2 separate regions of the Mus musculus genome follow, and region 2 is linked to region 1. The links are chromatin loops, found by intact Hi-C in ENCODE. Cell type or tissue: left cerebral cortex. All regions are shown on one strand.

Region 1 (8,000 bases):
CAGTTCAGTGTTCAGTTATTCAAAGTTAATTGCATATCTAATTACAAATGTTCTGTCTCTGAAAGAGTAATTGACAATCATAATCTGCCGCCTCCTACTCGATCTCCCAAATTAAGCAAAATCTAAAATCTTTTCTTCTGTATAAGGTTTGAAAGATATCCAAAGCAAAAGCTATTAGCAAAGACACTTCACAAAATATTGTATCAAAATCACAAGTCATTCTGAGGAACATATACACATGAACAAGTAAAACAAAAAAGAAACACAAAGCTCCTGTGTTAAATAACCCATCTTGCTAGCGAAAGCCAGAAATTCTATGGCTTGACTACTTTTATCTTTTTGCAGATAAAGGGTGAATTTATTATTTTGTAATGTACTTGCCTACATGAAATAATAAAGGTCAAACTATGCCCAAAGTAATAATGATATTCAAAGCTCTTTTGGCTGGTGATATACAAATATAGAATGTTCCTTTAACAGTGGGCCTTTTTTCTTTTTCTTTGTCTTATAATCTTATTCTGCTTACAGCAGTCTCCTTGTATGGCTCTTCTACTTCCAGGATAAAATCTGAAAACCACGAATATCCACCATGCAGAGAAAGCAAAGGCTCTCGGGACACTTTGTGATACAATTCCCCCTCATTTTTTACCACTCAAAAGTGAGCTACCCTGAAATACTTGGTTTACGGAATAGTTGAAACAAAGTGAATGGTAATGTACACTCCAATTCTCATAAAGGCTTCTGAGTAAAGCCAAGACGTGTCACAGGATGACTGATAAATTAGAGCCTCCACTCCAGCGGGTTCTGTATGGGGAAAATGCAGAGTAACTTAAAAGAGTTATGGACTAGAAACACCAGAGATACACAAAACACAGCAATTTGATAGTATCAGCATAACTGACATTTCTATGACATCATTTATTTTTGTATTCTTTAACTTTTAATCCATTATATATTAGATTACTTCTGACTACTCTTGAGTATATTAGATTAATTTGAGATTTTAGACTAAGTCACCTTCTTAATACTGAACAAAATTAATTTCAAACTGTAGCCAACATATATGTATACACAAATACACATAGGCTTGCCTTAACAATTGATAAAAAGAGCTCATGAATTTCATGGCATACAGGTCAGAGTTTATGGAAGGATTTGAAGGGCAGAAAAGAAAGGGATAAATATTGTAATACAAATACATCAAATATAAACAACAACAACAACTAAAACAGGCAACATCTTGAGATCAATAATGTGAAATGAAGTTAAAAGTTTATTGCGAAAATAAAATAAAAAATAATGTAAAAGGATGGTCCTGTGTTATTTACCTATACTTTCTATGCGTCTCTCTTTGCTTCTGACTCAACTGGACATCAATGATCGTTATCTTCCAGATGTTTAGTCCAGGTGGAATTTCTGGACACTATAGAGGTTCTCTATGATTTTAGGGGTAATGTAATCACTATGTCTGGTGATAGAAAAATTATTCTTTGTAACGTACATGAAAATCTATGAAATCGACAATTTTGTTGAAACTCATTAATTCATCTGAAATACACAGAAGTATGCAGAAGTGTCTGCTTTGAACTTGTTCATTGAGTTCTTTTTTTTTAAATGGGTAAACTACACAAAAGGATATATGTTGGCTTCATTTGAAATTTTCTCTTATAGGAATACATAAATACCATAAAGGAATCGTAGATTTGAGTAAACTAGGGTCAAAGAAGAGAATATCTATGCAATCACAAAGAAGAGAATATCTATGCAATCAGAAAAAAATGGCCTCACCAAAGAAACAGTAGTCTGAAAGTGTGTGTGCCCAGTGATTTCATACTATTTATTTGAATAGCTCAGAAGGCCCTTAATAGAGATTTAAGCACTAGAAATTCATATCACTTGTGTATACTCATGTTTGTCGTTGTACTTACAAACACTCCTTTCATTTGAACGTATTTGGTTTTTGTTTATGTAATGTATGGACAGAATTAGAAGTATTAGGTAGTGTAAATCATAATAATGTTGGAGACAGAAAAGTAAACTTCTATTTCTCTACTATCTTTGGCATATGAGATTTCAGAAAGTTTTGTTAGAAAAGTCAATTATTTGAATAGCTTTTCTGGCACTGATATTGAGAAACTCAAATGCAGTCACTTGATAATAGTTATAGAGTAACATGAAAGGATTTTATTAATGCACAAATAGTTTGCCCAATAATACAATCTAGCTTCATATCACAGGTGAAGATTCTGAATAAACATGTATTTTTAAATCCAAACTCTGCTCCCAGAATTGTCCTTGGATTCTGTTAATTTTATTTCCTTTTCTGTAGATACATTATTAAAATAATTGAGTTATTTGTAGGGGTTGGTAAAATCACATAGAATGAAATAAATTGACTACTGTTTTGTGAAAGATACTTTATAATATTTGTTACACATTGACTAAAGGATTCCTAGATATGTACATGTAACCTTCACAGATCTGCCATTGCATTCCATGTAAAATGTGTCTGCAATCTGTGTTATTTATGTGGTCACAAAATCAATTGTGAAACACTGATATCTGTCACTTTAAAAAAAAAATCCATTCTGCTGGAAAGTGGAATAGAAAGGCGGATGATGGATTTGAAGCTGTTCAGTCCTGACAGTTAAACAGTGTTCTTGAAAAGTTGAATTATGGCTTGGGGAAAACTGGAAGCTACTTTCATTTTCTGTTTCTCCACTCTCCCCAGCCCCCCAATTCGTCTCTTGTTGATTTTTAACCAGACTATCCAACCATTAAAGTATTTCCAGTGATAAAGGATCAATCTATAGTGTTGATTGTAGTGTTAATAATTGCATCACCTACTACTGTCTGTAAACTTGAACCTTAAAGGTTGATGAATTATTTCCTAATATTGCAATTGTCTCACAAATTAATTACAGTTTTTCAAATTAGAAAATGTTACAATTATAAAATAATACATGGAACTGCTAAAGGTAGATGATTACATTTCTTTCACAGGTTTTACTGAGCCTCTACCATGCACATATATCAACCTGAAAAGTCCCAATTCATCCTTATCAACATTAAGATTTGGACTTCATATGTTGGAGGAAAAACTTATTTGGAATATTTAGAGTATGATTACAGAATGTCAAAATGTATGACTAAGTACATAATCTAAGTGTACTGTAGAACCCACACTCGCCCCTTATGTTTGCACATATGGGGATATGTGACATGCAATTAATATTCAGAATTTTGCCTAGGTATATACTATACAAGCTTTAAAATTAACATATATATGAATTATATATATGAACATATATGGAATATATATATGTGTGTGTGTGTGTACATATATATATATAATTATTTTGCCTTTATGGACATTTTGTCTTATACATTAATTAGGCCTGTGAAATGATTGCTGCACCCTTAACAAGTTTATATAATATAATTATTTTTCATTTGACAAAATTACTTTGTCAATTTCCATTTTATAGAATGTGTGGAATATATACAAAAGAAGCAATATGGCTTTTCGTGGAAGTAATTAAAAGAATTATATGCCTGTGAATGATGTAAAACTTTTTGAAAACAAAATCTGCAGTCATTTTAGTGAAATCCAGGAATACACCATTTACATTACCACTAACTTCTCTTGAGTTGAACTGAGCAGTTTTTCAGTTTGGTTTATTAATAAGGAAAAAAAGGCAGTAATGAAAACCATAATAAAATAAAGCAGCACACTAAGATCAGGGAACCCTTTATGCAAAGCAAAGGTGTCCCATCCAGGGCCAACGCTGGCTGTGCTAATCCATGCTGCAGTGATGTCATCATGAGAGCTGTGTCAAGCCGATGAGAATGGGAAGCAGAAGCAAAGCTGAGTTGATGCAGAGCTACAGCTTTCAAAGGTTTCACATGAGAACATTGTGTTAAACCGTGGTGATTTTAGGGATTAGTTATACTATAACCAAGTTCTAACACTGAGCATCAATGGCATGCATTTCTCAGATGAAAATGTCAAATTTAAAAAAGAGGAATCGAGACAACAACGAATCCTCAGGGAAATATGTAAGGAACCTCGTGATACAGACTTGTTCCAAGAGAGATCAGCATCTCAAGACAAACATGATGAAATTTTGTCCTAATAAACCTGATTTACTAGTTAGACTTGAGCCCATTAACTGGTAACTGAGGATCAAATGTACTCCCTTGCAAAACAAATGCCAAAGATACCACTAAGCATGCATAAATACGTGATTTTTAACACACTGACAAATCATGAGGAAGAATTGTATGACACCTATATATCAAGCAGACTACATGGAGAAATTTTGAAAATTTTTCAGTAATTGTCATTGAAGAGAAATTACATAACCTATAATCATCTAAAATATTTATAGTAAATTCAATAAAGATAGAAAAATAACTTATGCAAACACAATTATTTATAATTATTTTTCCCTTAACCTTTAGTGGTCTTCAATTTTTTATTGGATATTTTCTTAATTTACATTTCAAATGTTATCTCCTTTCCCATTTCCCACCTCCAGAAACCCTCTATCCCTTCCCCCTCCCCCTGCTTCTATGAGGGTGTTCCTCAACCATCCTACCTACTCCTGCATCCCCACTCTTGCATTCCCCTACACTGGGGCATTGAGACTTCTCAGGAACAAGGGCCTCTTCTCCCACTGATGCCCAGCAAGGCCATCCTCTGCTACACATGTGGATGGAGTCATGGGTCCCTCCATGTATACTTCTTGGTTGGTGGTTTAGTCCTGGGAGCTCTGGGAGGTCTGGTTGGTTGATATTGTTGTTCCTCCTATGGGCTGCGAATCTCTTCACCTCCTTCAGTCCTTTCTCTAACTTCTCCATTGGGGATCCCAAGCTCAGTCCAATGGTTGGATGCAAGCATTCGCCTCTGTATTTGACAGGCTCAGGCAGAGCCTCTCTGGAGACAGCTATAACAGGTTCCTGAGAGCATGCACCACTTCTTCTTCTTCTTCTTCTTCTTCTTCTTCTTCTTCTTCTTCTTCTTCTTCTTCTTCTTCTTCTTCTTCTTCTTCTTCTTCTTCTTCTTCTTCTTCTTCTTCTTCTTCTTCTTCTTCTTCTTCTTTTAATTAGGTATTTTCCTCATTTACATTTCCAATGCTATCCCAAAAATCCCCCATACCCACCCCCCAACTCCCCTACCTACCCAATCCCCCTTTTTGGCCCTAGCGTTCCCCTGTACTGGGGCATATAAAGTTTGCAAGTCCAATGGGCCTCTCTTTCCAGTGATGGCCTACAAGGCCATCTTTTGATACCTATGCAGCTAGAGTCAAGAGCTCCTTCTTAGCATTCACAATAATGTCTGCGTTTGGTGACTGTATATGGGATGGATATCCAGGTGGGGAAGTCTCTGGATGGCCTTTCCTTCAGTCTCTGCTCCACACTTTTTCTCTGTATTTGCTCCCATGAACATTATGTTCCCCTTCTAAGAAGGACCAAAGCACCCACACTTTGGTCTTCCTTCTTCTTGAGTTTCATGTGCTCTGTGAATTATATCTTGGGTATTCTGAGCTTTTGAGCTAATATCCACGTATCAATGAGTACATACCATGAGTGTTCTTCTGCGATGTGTGTACCTCACTTAGGATAATATTTTCTAGTTCCATCCATTTGCCTAAGAACTTCATAAATTCATTGTTTTTAATAGCTGAGTAGTATGCCATTGTGTAAATGTAACTCATTTTCTATATCCATTCTTCTGTTGAGGGACATCTGGGTACTTTCCAGCTTCTGGCTATTATAATAAGGCTACTGTGAATGTAGTGAAGCATGTGTTTTTGTTATGTGTCGGGGCATATTCTGAGTATATGCACAGGAGTGGTATAGCTTGGTCCTCAGGTAACACTATGTCCAATTTTCTGAGGAACCTCCAAACTGATTTCCAGAGTGCTTGTACCAGCTTGCAATCCCACCAACAATGGAGGAGTGTTTTTTAATCTTGAGTATTTTAGACTTTAATCACCTCCAGTTGAAAAAAAAGTGTACTGAGACTAATTTAAGTCTTATACTTTTTTTTTTTTTAAATTCTATTCTTTGGAGTTATTGACAGTGATCTTCATTACTAGGGCTTGACTGATGCACTATGCTTTATAATTATGCCAAATAACATAGTATTGCCTCCTTTTCACATCTGTCACTGATTTACTTACTTAGATAGATATATACAAGATATGTATATATACTTGTAGCATATTTTGGTAAGGTTTATTTTATTTTTGACTACATGTATTTCTGAGTGTTTCTGTATCCTTACTTACCTGTGATTATAGAGGTTTGTAGGGGCTAGAAACCAGTTGTTTACCTCCCAACCTAGATGAGGGGAACTGAACTATTCATGTTATTAATTGCTTGCTCCTGCATATCTCTAGGAACAGCACAATTTCATAATATGTACTTGTGTGTATTTAAATCCAGTTCAAAACCTATAAAGACATGTCTGTGATGTTTGTTTCTGTAACGACTGTTTCATAATTTTTTTTACTGCCCAAATTGATTTACTTCTTCATCAGTTACATGCACTCTTGATAAGTTAAAATATAGCCAGTATCTGTCACAAAGACACAACTGTCTTGTCTTTAAAAACTTCAAACAATTATGCAAATGTATAATGATTCTGTTGACTGAACACAAAGAATGGGTAGAGGTATCCTGTCGTTTGCATCCCTTCTGTGTACTTCCAAAGAGAAGTTGTGCGTGCTTGATACAAGGCCACAACTTAGAAACTTGTTCTTCACAAAAGAACATCTGTTGCCATTAATACTACTGAGATTTTTAGTCTTAGTCTTTCATCAATGAGCTCAAGGGAGCAGTTTTTGTCTAGCTCCTGTGAAGGCTTTCTCTGTAGGCCAAAGTGCTTAGTGCTGTCTTACTGGAAGGCTTTATTTGGTGACATTTTCAGTGTCTCATCTTGTAGCTATCTATCTTCACGTTTGTCATCAGGTGACTACTTGACAACTACTTTCCTAAGGCCTCAAGAACCTGAAATGATCTTTGAAATGGAAGGCATGAAGTTTAGCAGAATCTTTTAAGGTTTACACTTAGGTCATTCCTGCACTGCATGGTTTAGTTTTTAGTTTTATTTAGTCAATCTAAGAGTTTAAATGGTTTTTAATAGGTGAAATAGTCATAAATAGTGTCTTAAATATATTTGTCAATCTCTAAATCTCTAACTTGCTCAACTACTGCTTAACAAATAAACCAAAACACATAAAGCTTAGAATATCTTCAAACTCCTCTCCCTCTCCCTCTCTCCTTCTCCTGCTCCCTCTCTCTCTCCCTCTCCCTCTCCCTTTTCCCCCTCTCTCCCTCACTTTCTCCCTCTCCCTTTCCCCCCTCCCTCTCCCTCTCTCTCACACACACATACATACAGATAAACTGATACACTCACATCCATAGAAAACAAATATGAATAAAGATAGAACATCTGACTTAACTAAGCTTTTCTCTTGTAGGTAAAAGTAAAATATCAATAAAATTATTTCTTTGGTCAGAACCTTCTGTGACATTTCTTTGCCCAGCATGTGGGTTCCTGCCTCTGGCTAGACTCTAAAGAGCCACAGCTTGTCTCTAAGATAGCCTACAGATTCTTTTAGTTAATTATCTTCAGTGGCTAGGGAAGAGATATTCTCTCACTTTGTGGCATTAATTTTACAGATTTCTTCTTTACTTCTTTTCAACAGCTACTTAAACCTGAAACTAAACCTCATTAAATACTTACTGAGTCCTAGAAAAAACAGACCTTTCTTTTGCCTTTGTTCATGTTCTGTTTCAGGAAAACAAACTTGAATGAGACTCAAATATATGGATTTTGTTTGATGGCTCTATATATTTTCTTCTTAGACAGTTTGTAAGGATTATTTGGCTGAAAGCACTATACAAAACCTAATGAGAACCTGGCTTTTAAATATAGACCCTGTTTAAAAAAGGTTTGCTTAGGTTTTGAAACAGAAAGACAGAGACTG
Region 2 (8,000 bases), 48 kb after region 1:
AAGCAATATTTCCCCATTAATGTTTAGTATTAAACAGTGAATGAAAGACTAAATATCATACGGAAAAACAAATTGAAAACAGCACAGTAGGGTTTAGGGTAAGCAGCCAACAGCCTCCCCTTCATTTGGAAGACAGCTTGGATACCTATTCCAAAGATTAATGAGCAATCAGTTCTAAATTAAACCAAGACCTGCATTTAAATCTTTTTTCATGTCTTTTGAAAACACCGCTTTGAGTTGCACTAACTGAGATAAAATACAGTATTAGCCTTTCCATGTGTTGTGTAACGTGGTTAGAAACATGAAAGATTGTTTCTGAAACATTTCCTTCATATTTTTTTTATCATTTTTTTCCTTGCACAATTTGAAAGGAAATGGGCCATGATGAGGTCGGCAGTCTCTGCCACAAGATGCAGAATTGTGCTCTCTGTCAGTCACTCAAAAAACAGTCACCTCTTTGAAGATGGAATAAGAAAACTGCTTTTATGAACATCACACATTCTTTCAGAGCTTGCAAAAGCAGAATTTCAATTTTATAAAAACTGTCAGAAGAAGCACCTTTCTGTGAGGGCACAGATACTGTTACAGTAAGTGAAAATGTGGTCGAGACCAGTGTTGTGCTGAGTCTTCAGGACACTGACAACAAGACTGATCTGTACCACATTGGAAAACATTTTATATCCAGTCAGGCTTAGTTTTACACTCCACATGATCAAACCCTTACTATGTGAAATTGTTGCTAGGGGAAGTCCGTTGTCAGGACCAAACATAAGAAAAATAAAAGAGGAGGTACTAACTGTTCTAACCATGAAATTGTTTACTGCGAGGCAATGCATATGTTACTTAGCAACATCTACTCATCCTACTGTGGGTTTTAGATGACAGACAGAGAGTAGTTACATTTAAATGTCTGGATGTGCAATTAAAAACTGATAAAGGAAAGCATATTTAACAAAGCAAGCACATTACTGAGGTATCTTTATTGAGCATTTTAACATATGATATCTCTTCTAAGACCTGCAAATAGAGGTACATTTTTATACCTTATTTTTGTGCAAGAATAACCACATTTTTCTAGTATTAATTCCATATTTTTCATTAAACTCGAAGAAAAAATATAACATGATAAACTTTTGTTTATTATGCTAAAAGTTTTCTATATATTAGTCACAGAATAATAATTAATAGGGGCATTTTAAACCAATTTGTATCAGGAATTTCCAGAGACTCAATGGAAGCTTGTGCCAAAATACAAGGAAGTCCTATATTTATTTTTGTTTCAGAAAACACCACAGATCTGTTTATAACTATGTAGCCTATGCTACATAGACTGCAAAGTTATATAAACATGGTGAGTGGTAGGAGCAGGAAATGTGATGGTTTGAATGAAAATCCAAATAAAATTGCCTGGTATCCATTATTAAGGAGATACAGTAACTACAAAATTGAGTATGGTGAAAAGCTGTTTCAATTGCTTCTGAAAAAAATAAATTCCACATACCCTACAAATACTTTCAAGAGACTGAGTGAACGCCCAATAAGAATTCCATTCCCTGACCATGGCTTACGAAGTAAACTGGGAGGTTCTAGCTTGCGCAGTGAGTTTCAGAACTGGAGATGAAGTCTTTTGAGTTTCCCATGAGTAAATGCAACTCAAATGAGACGTATCCTACTAAAAGAAGCACACCAGAGACACATGGAAGGAAAAAGAAAGAGGAATTGTGATCACGGAAGCAGAAGTTAGAGGGACAGCTGCAACTCAGACTATGTGCTGCCTCCAGGCATGTCACCAATAAAGCAGAACTTTCACTAATAACCCTGTAGGGATTAAAACACTGCTATCAAGTTGTTGATAATTTCTTGTTCCTAGGAGCATATTAGAGGGCCATCAAGATGCCAAGTAGTCATGCTGGCAATTTAGAAGATGAAGAAGGAGAGTAAGTCCAAGATTATCCTTTAAAAGTATTATTATTATTATTATTATTATTATTATTATTATCATTATCATCATCATCATCATCATCAGTAATTTCATCTCCAAACTTCATGGCTATTCTACTTCGTTACTGATAAACAGCATAAGGTCGTGCGGTCATAGTGAGTCTTAGTGCCTGACTTTGGCATCAGAGTCCAAAAAGAGAAGGCATAGTGATGATAGAGTCTGACTTCAAATTGTCATTCGATCAAATGAGGTAAGGTGGACTCTAAGCAAGTTGTTGGAAAGTACACTCCTACTTCACCTCATTCTTTGATTTGCTCTTTCAGTCCCTTCACCTTTCTGTGAAAATGCTCCATCATTATTCCCCATCTCCATCCTCATCATCAGCATTGTGAGAATTTACAATCATATGGCACTTACATTATGCTACCATACTGTATAACACGTACTCATTTCATTTTCAGAGTAATCCTGAAAAATAGGCACTATTGTTTCGACTTTGATACAGGTGAGCCACTGAGAGACTTGCCCAAAGAAAGAAGGTGATAAGGGAAAAATGAACTGACAATAGAGTTGCTGAAAACTACAGTGACTCATTTGCGTAGCAGCATCTGGCATTCTTCAAGGAGCATGGTTATTTCCCTGAGCTCAGATGCAAATGATTTTAACATATACACAAAAGATATATGATGAGTCAAGAGATGCAGTAGAATAATTCACACACCTTCCGCTCTATAGGGATGAGGGGCAGAGCCAGTGAGGATAGCAAATGTAAGGAGAAAGAGAGTAACTAGCACTACTTCTGTGTATAATACTTCTTTCCTTACTGTTTAGAAAATATTTGATAGAGTGCAGACTCCCTACAGCCAGTCTTTGAACCTCAATTTCTTTGCAGAAACATAGTAAGGTAATCCTTTCCAAAGATGCTGTTTTTAAATTATGTATCTATTTATTTTATGTGGATGATCTTGACTGTGTTGATGTGCACCATGTACATACAAGTGATGACTGTAGTTGTAAGAGGGAGTAGGGAATCCTGTCACTGAAGATTCAGGCATCTGGAAGCAACTTTATGGGTACTGGGAAACCAATTTTCAAGTACACATGTAATCAGCACTGTTACCTGTTAACCTATCACTTGGAAACCAGTTGGTTATGTTTTTTACTTGTAAGATAAAACATGTGAAAATATATTTAAGCTTAAAATGATGTACCCAACAGAATGTTCTTACAGGTTTAAAACTGAATACATCTCCTACTATAAGTTGAATTCCAATTAATGCTGCCTCTATTGCTGATCAGAGTCATGTGATCAGAAGCAGCAAAGCTAAATCACACTAAAGAATGATTAAATATGTGTTGTTATTCAGATCTCAAGTAGAAAGTGGAGAGAAGCAAGTTAATAAAGGGTGAAAGTGTGTTTTAAAGATTTCATAATTTTTTGTTACTAAGAAGAACTTGCAAAATACTTTTTCACAGACTTTATAAGCTCTAGTATTCATTAAAAGCAAAGAACTGAAATCAACCAAAATATTTGAAAATATTCCATATGTAATTGATTCCGTATGTACAAAAACATTTAGAAATCATATACAATAATTACTGAATTTATTTGAGTGAAATTCCTTGGGCATCAGAAATTCCAAACAATTTATTCATTACACTTCATTTAATGTAATATCTGCATTTATTCTGCCACAGGAAAATAACAATTCCTTTTGACATTAGTGCTTCAGAACACTTAACTCTAGAACAGTCATCAGCACCATTATATTCCATAAATTTGAGAAACAATACTGAAAGATACAAATAGGATTATCTCTCATAGTAAAACTGTACAACCGAGGGAAACTTAAAAGTGCAGAAAGGGAGATACTTTGTAGTTCTCCATCTGCAAAAATTAACATTCAGACTAGATGAAGAATTCAAAACTTTCATATGAAATATATAACTTAAGATGGGTAAGTCATATGGGTAGACATCGACTCTCCACACTGAAATATAAATGGAATACAAGTATGTGCAATTGTTTGATATTAGTAGTCATCCAGAAAAGTTAATGTCAAGTTCAATGAGTTGTCTCACTCAAATTAGTATTATATATTAGTATGTCTTAATCAGCATCAAGACAGCTTAAATTAAATAAATACCTAACGATGTGAAATAAAGGCAATTTGCACAGTGTGGTTTAAAGTAGTAGAGATTTATGCAGGGTAGGGTGGAGTGTCCCTTTAAATTACATATCCATTTTATGGGACATCTTCAGGGTGAATATCATCAGAACAAGAAAGAGGTTACAAAGTGCTAATATGTATTACTGCATTATTCATATCAGTGAGGACTTAAAATCAACCAATATTCTTAACAAGTGCACGAATGGATAAAGAAATTATAGTGTGATTGTGTGTGTGTACATGTGTGTGTGTGTGTATACCGTACAACCAGTTGAACATTTCTGACCCATTAGAAAAATAACATCCATTCTTTTGAAGGGAACATGAACCTAGAGGATACTGTATTCTTGATTTCCTACTTGAATGCTTAAAGCAACTTGAGCTGATGTAATAAAGTGATTACTAAAGTCTGGAACTGTATTACAATGTGTGTGTTGATAAAGGGATTGGTCAGATGTCCTATAAGCCTGTGTAGAAATATTCACACTAATCTGAATTAATGTGCAATGCCATTATCATACTTTTGGGAAAACTAAAATAAAGACATAATAATTTTAAAATTCATTTGAAAGAAGAGACAAGCAAATGTGACAAATTCCAAGCCTTATTTCACTATTCAGTGAACAGAGAATATTCATAGTGATATTATAATTTAGACCTGTAGGATGGCATAGAGAAATATGAAATTACAAAGCTATTAATAAAAAAACCTGAAGAGAGAAAAAAAAAGCAAAGTGAGACACACAACACCCCTAGTGCTAAATCAGGTCTCCTGGGAGAAGACAGATGCCCAAAGTGGCCACAAGGAGTTTCGAGTAAATCAAGCAGACCCTTGTAAGTTTCAAAGTGATACATTGCAAGTGAGTAAGATCTAGAGACTAGATCTTTAAAAGTAGATTTATTGTTTTATTATTTTATTCTTTATCTTTGTTAGATTCTTTATTTAAAAATAGGGTAAATTTCTGTTTGAAATCGCAAGTGTGTGTGTGTGCATGCACGTGTGTGTGTGTGTTTATATTCCACATGTAACAAAATTCTCACAATCCATTAGTTTGTTGTTACTATGAATTTGAGAATTAATGTCAGACAAATTCTCTTTTGTTTTCCTTTATTTTGAAGTTGATTTTAACTACCTGCTCATGATCACCAACCATATCATCCCTGAGTTATCCCCAAGTTTCCCATCACTTTAGAGTTCCTTTGAATTCTTCCCTTATCAATTCTGGTTTTGTGTGTTCAAAAGCATGCACTTTTCACGTTCATACACAACCTATCCCTTCCTCCTGGTTTTTGTTCCTGTGTAATTTCACAACAAAACAAATCCAGGAGCGCAGGGCAGACCCTTCTTTAGCGGGCTCACTCATTTCTGCTTAGTCAGATTCTCTTAAGACGTGCAATGGTTCTCTCTTTTGTGAGTCAAACCATTACCATTTGGCTTCTATACACAACACACAATCCTTCAAACCTCAGGCATCTTATCTTTGTTCCCCCGAGATACCTTGAAACCAGCATGTCCAAAATAGAGATTGCTGTGTCGACCTTGTGGTATAAGCTAACACTGTGTTATTCCTGACTCAGTCCTCATGCACATCCCACATGTCTTTAGATGCCCACTCTGGAGCAGCACCTGAATCTTCGGGTCCATATCCATCCCCAGTGTAGCATGTTTCTGCATATGGCACATTCTACAACTCGTTAATTGGGCATCGTTCTGACATCTCCTGTGGAAAGTTGGCCTCACATTACTCCTTCCTGTTTGGCAGGGCTGAGGCACCAACTTGGACAAGACTGTTGTTTAGTAAAAACAAATAGTGTTAAGATCTATGAAGTAAGTCAGTTCTCCATTGCCATCAAAAAGAGGGAAGTGTACTCAGTAACTGGAATCTTTGTACTGTATACTCTTTAGAGACAGGATAATGTTATTTCACTATGAAATATGCAAGCACAGAGGAAGAACACCCGAGATTTGATTTTAAAATGCTGGGTAAGGCAAAAAAAAAATCTGTACAGCCCAAGGTTCAGAGTTATTTTAAATTGAAATGCCTAAAATCAATATATATTTAAGTTAAATTGTTAGTTTCCTTGCGAAAGGCATGTCTCTGTCTCTCTGCGTCTGTTTCTGTCTCTGTCTCTCCATTTTGCAAATATACTATTTAATTCACTTTAATTTATTCCTTGATGCATTGGATATTCAGAGATAAATCTCATCTTATCCAAAGTAACCACAGGTGCCTTTTTTTTTTTAAATGATATTCTGTTTTGCTCCTGTGGAGTTACAGGCACTTGAAACAAAATGATATATAACTTAGTATAAAATTTGTATTCTCAACAAGGGGATCTCTTTATGTTCTAAACGTAAAAAATGATTGATTTGAATGAAAACACTTTTATTGTGAATGGCATTTAAAAGATAAATCATTGATACTTTCTCTGTCACCAGCAGATGGCCATGGGATGTCAATAGTGCATCAATAGACTTGAACAGCTGTCGCTGTGAGCAAGAGGCCTTGAGTGACAGTCAAGCCTGAGGAGGAGCTTCACTCACTATGATCTCCTAGACATGGGCGGGGCTGGGATGCCAAAGATGACTGAAGATAAAGGCAATCTGTTTTCAGAAGGCCATCAGTTTACAGGCCATCTCTTGGAGAACACAGCTAAGTATTTCAAATATATATCTGTACTGTCATTTGCTTCCCTATTTAATAAGCATGCACAGTTTACTGTATTAAACTTTCATGGAAAATATAGACAGACAGTATTTTATTTAAATTATTTAGACAAAATGAAGGGAAGAAAAAAAAACCCTCAACATACAAATATCTAACTTTGTATTAATTTTCTTTAAATTAAAAAAGTTGTACTCTCCTTTATCTTTAAATTCAACATTTTGTGCATGTGATATAAATTGTGGATAGTCATTGGAATCATAAGCAATTGTTTTCTTCCTCCCTGCATTGAATATTTCAATCTCCTTTTTTGTTTTTTTTTTTTGTTTGTTTTTTTTTTTTTTTGTTTTTACATTACTGACGTGATGATAATGGAAGTCTATTTGAGTATATTTCTAATGCCTAGAATAAAAGTTTTTAATCTCCTTTGCCTTTGAATATTAAAATTGAACAACAGATTGTCTGGTGAATCCCATAAGGTCAATAGTTTATAAGGATTACTTTTTTCTATTCTATTTTTAAGGATATGTAAAAACAGTGTTCCAAGCATGTGAACGACTCAGAACCAATCACATAGTTCAAACAGGAACTAGTATCATAAATATTGAAAGAGAAAATTATAACAGAAAGGGATACAGCACAGGCAAGAGGAAATAAAGTTGGCCAGGAGAGAACAATTAAAGAATTTTATACATATCTTAAACTGTCATAGCACAAAATTTATTAATACATATTATAACATTTTGAATGTTTTCATCACAATAAAAAGAAATGTCTTTGAAATGAACCAGTAACCTAAATATCCAGAGCTAATAAATATATAAGGTAAAACATTCCATTTTCTACCAAATGTGCATCCATTATACGTTAAAGAAAAGATCTATCTTTCATGTAAAACATCATTTTTTTAATTAAAGAAAAGTTATTAGGCACTAAAACTTTATTTCTGTGTTTACAGACATGTTTCTTAATACATGTGAAACAAATACATTTAGAGTGCTTAATTTTTTGAGTTACTAAATATATGATGATTCCTCAAAAGAAAATACACAAGATGCTATTATATCAAAAGTAGTCATGTAAATAACAATTACTATCTAGTCATAAGACATGGCAATAGTGGCAGAGGAGCGCTATTTATTATCACACCTGTCTTCAACATCTCTCAGACCTGCATTAGAAACAAATGGCCGATGAAGTGAAAGTTTGGTCCCTTTGTAG

The links. Peaks named below come from ENCODE experiments on the same cell type or tissue, not always from the same donor. Only the 100,000 strongest peaks of a DNase experiment are listed, where the experiment ranks them.
Region 2: it touches region 1 in a loop (5-fold over the local background); 2 of 42 quality-filtered maps call a loop at or near these places.

Annotation. Positions count from the first base shown.
Region 1 is chr14:93,185,866-93,193,865 of GRCm38, forward strand. All of the region lies in intron 4 of Pcdh9 (protocadherin 9), which reads right to left. Among named protein-coding and RNA genes, the nearest start is that of Gm23509, 52 kb to the left of the region's middle. In left cerebral cortex, no CTCF peak of the experiment used is centred here; a DNase peak (open chromatin) is centred at 3,854.
Region 2 is chr14:93,233,865-93,241,864 of GRCm38, forward strand. The region is part of intron 4 of Pcdh9 (protocadherin 9); the gene reads right to left. Among named protein-coding and RNA genes, the nearest start is that of Gm23509, 100 kb to the left of the region's middle. In left cerebral cortex, a CTCF peak has its summit at 4,939; a DNase peak (open chromatin) is centred at 2,581.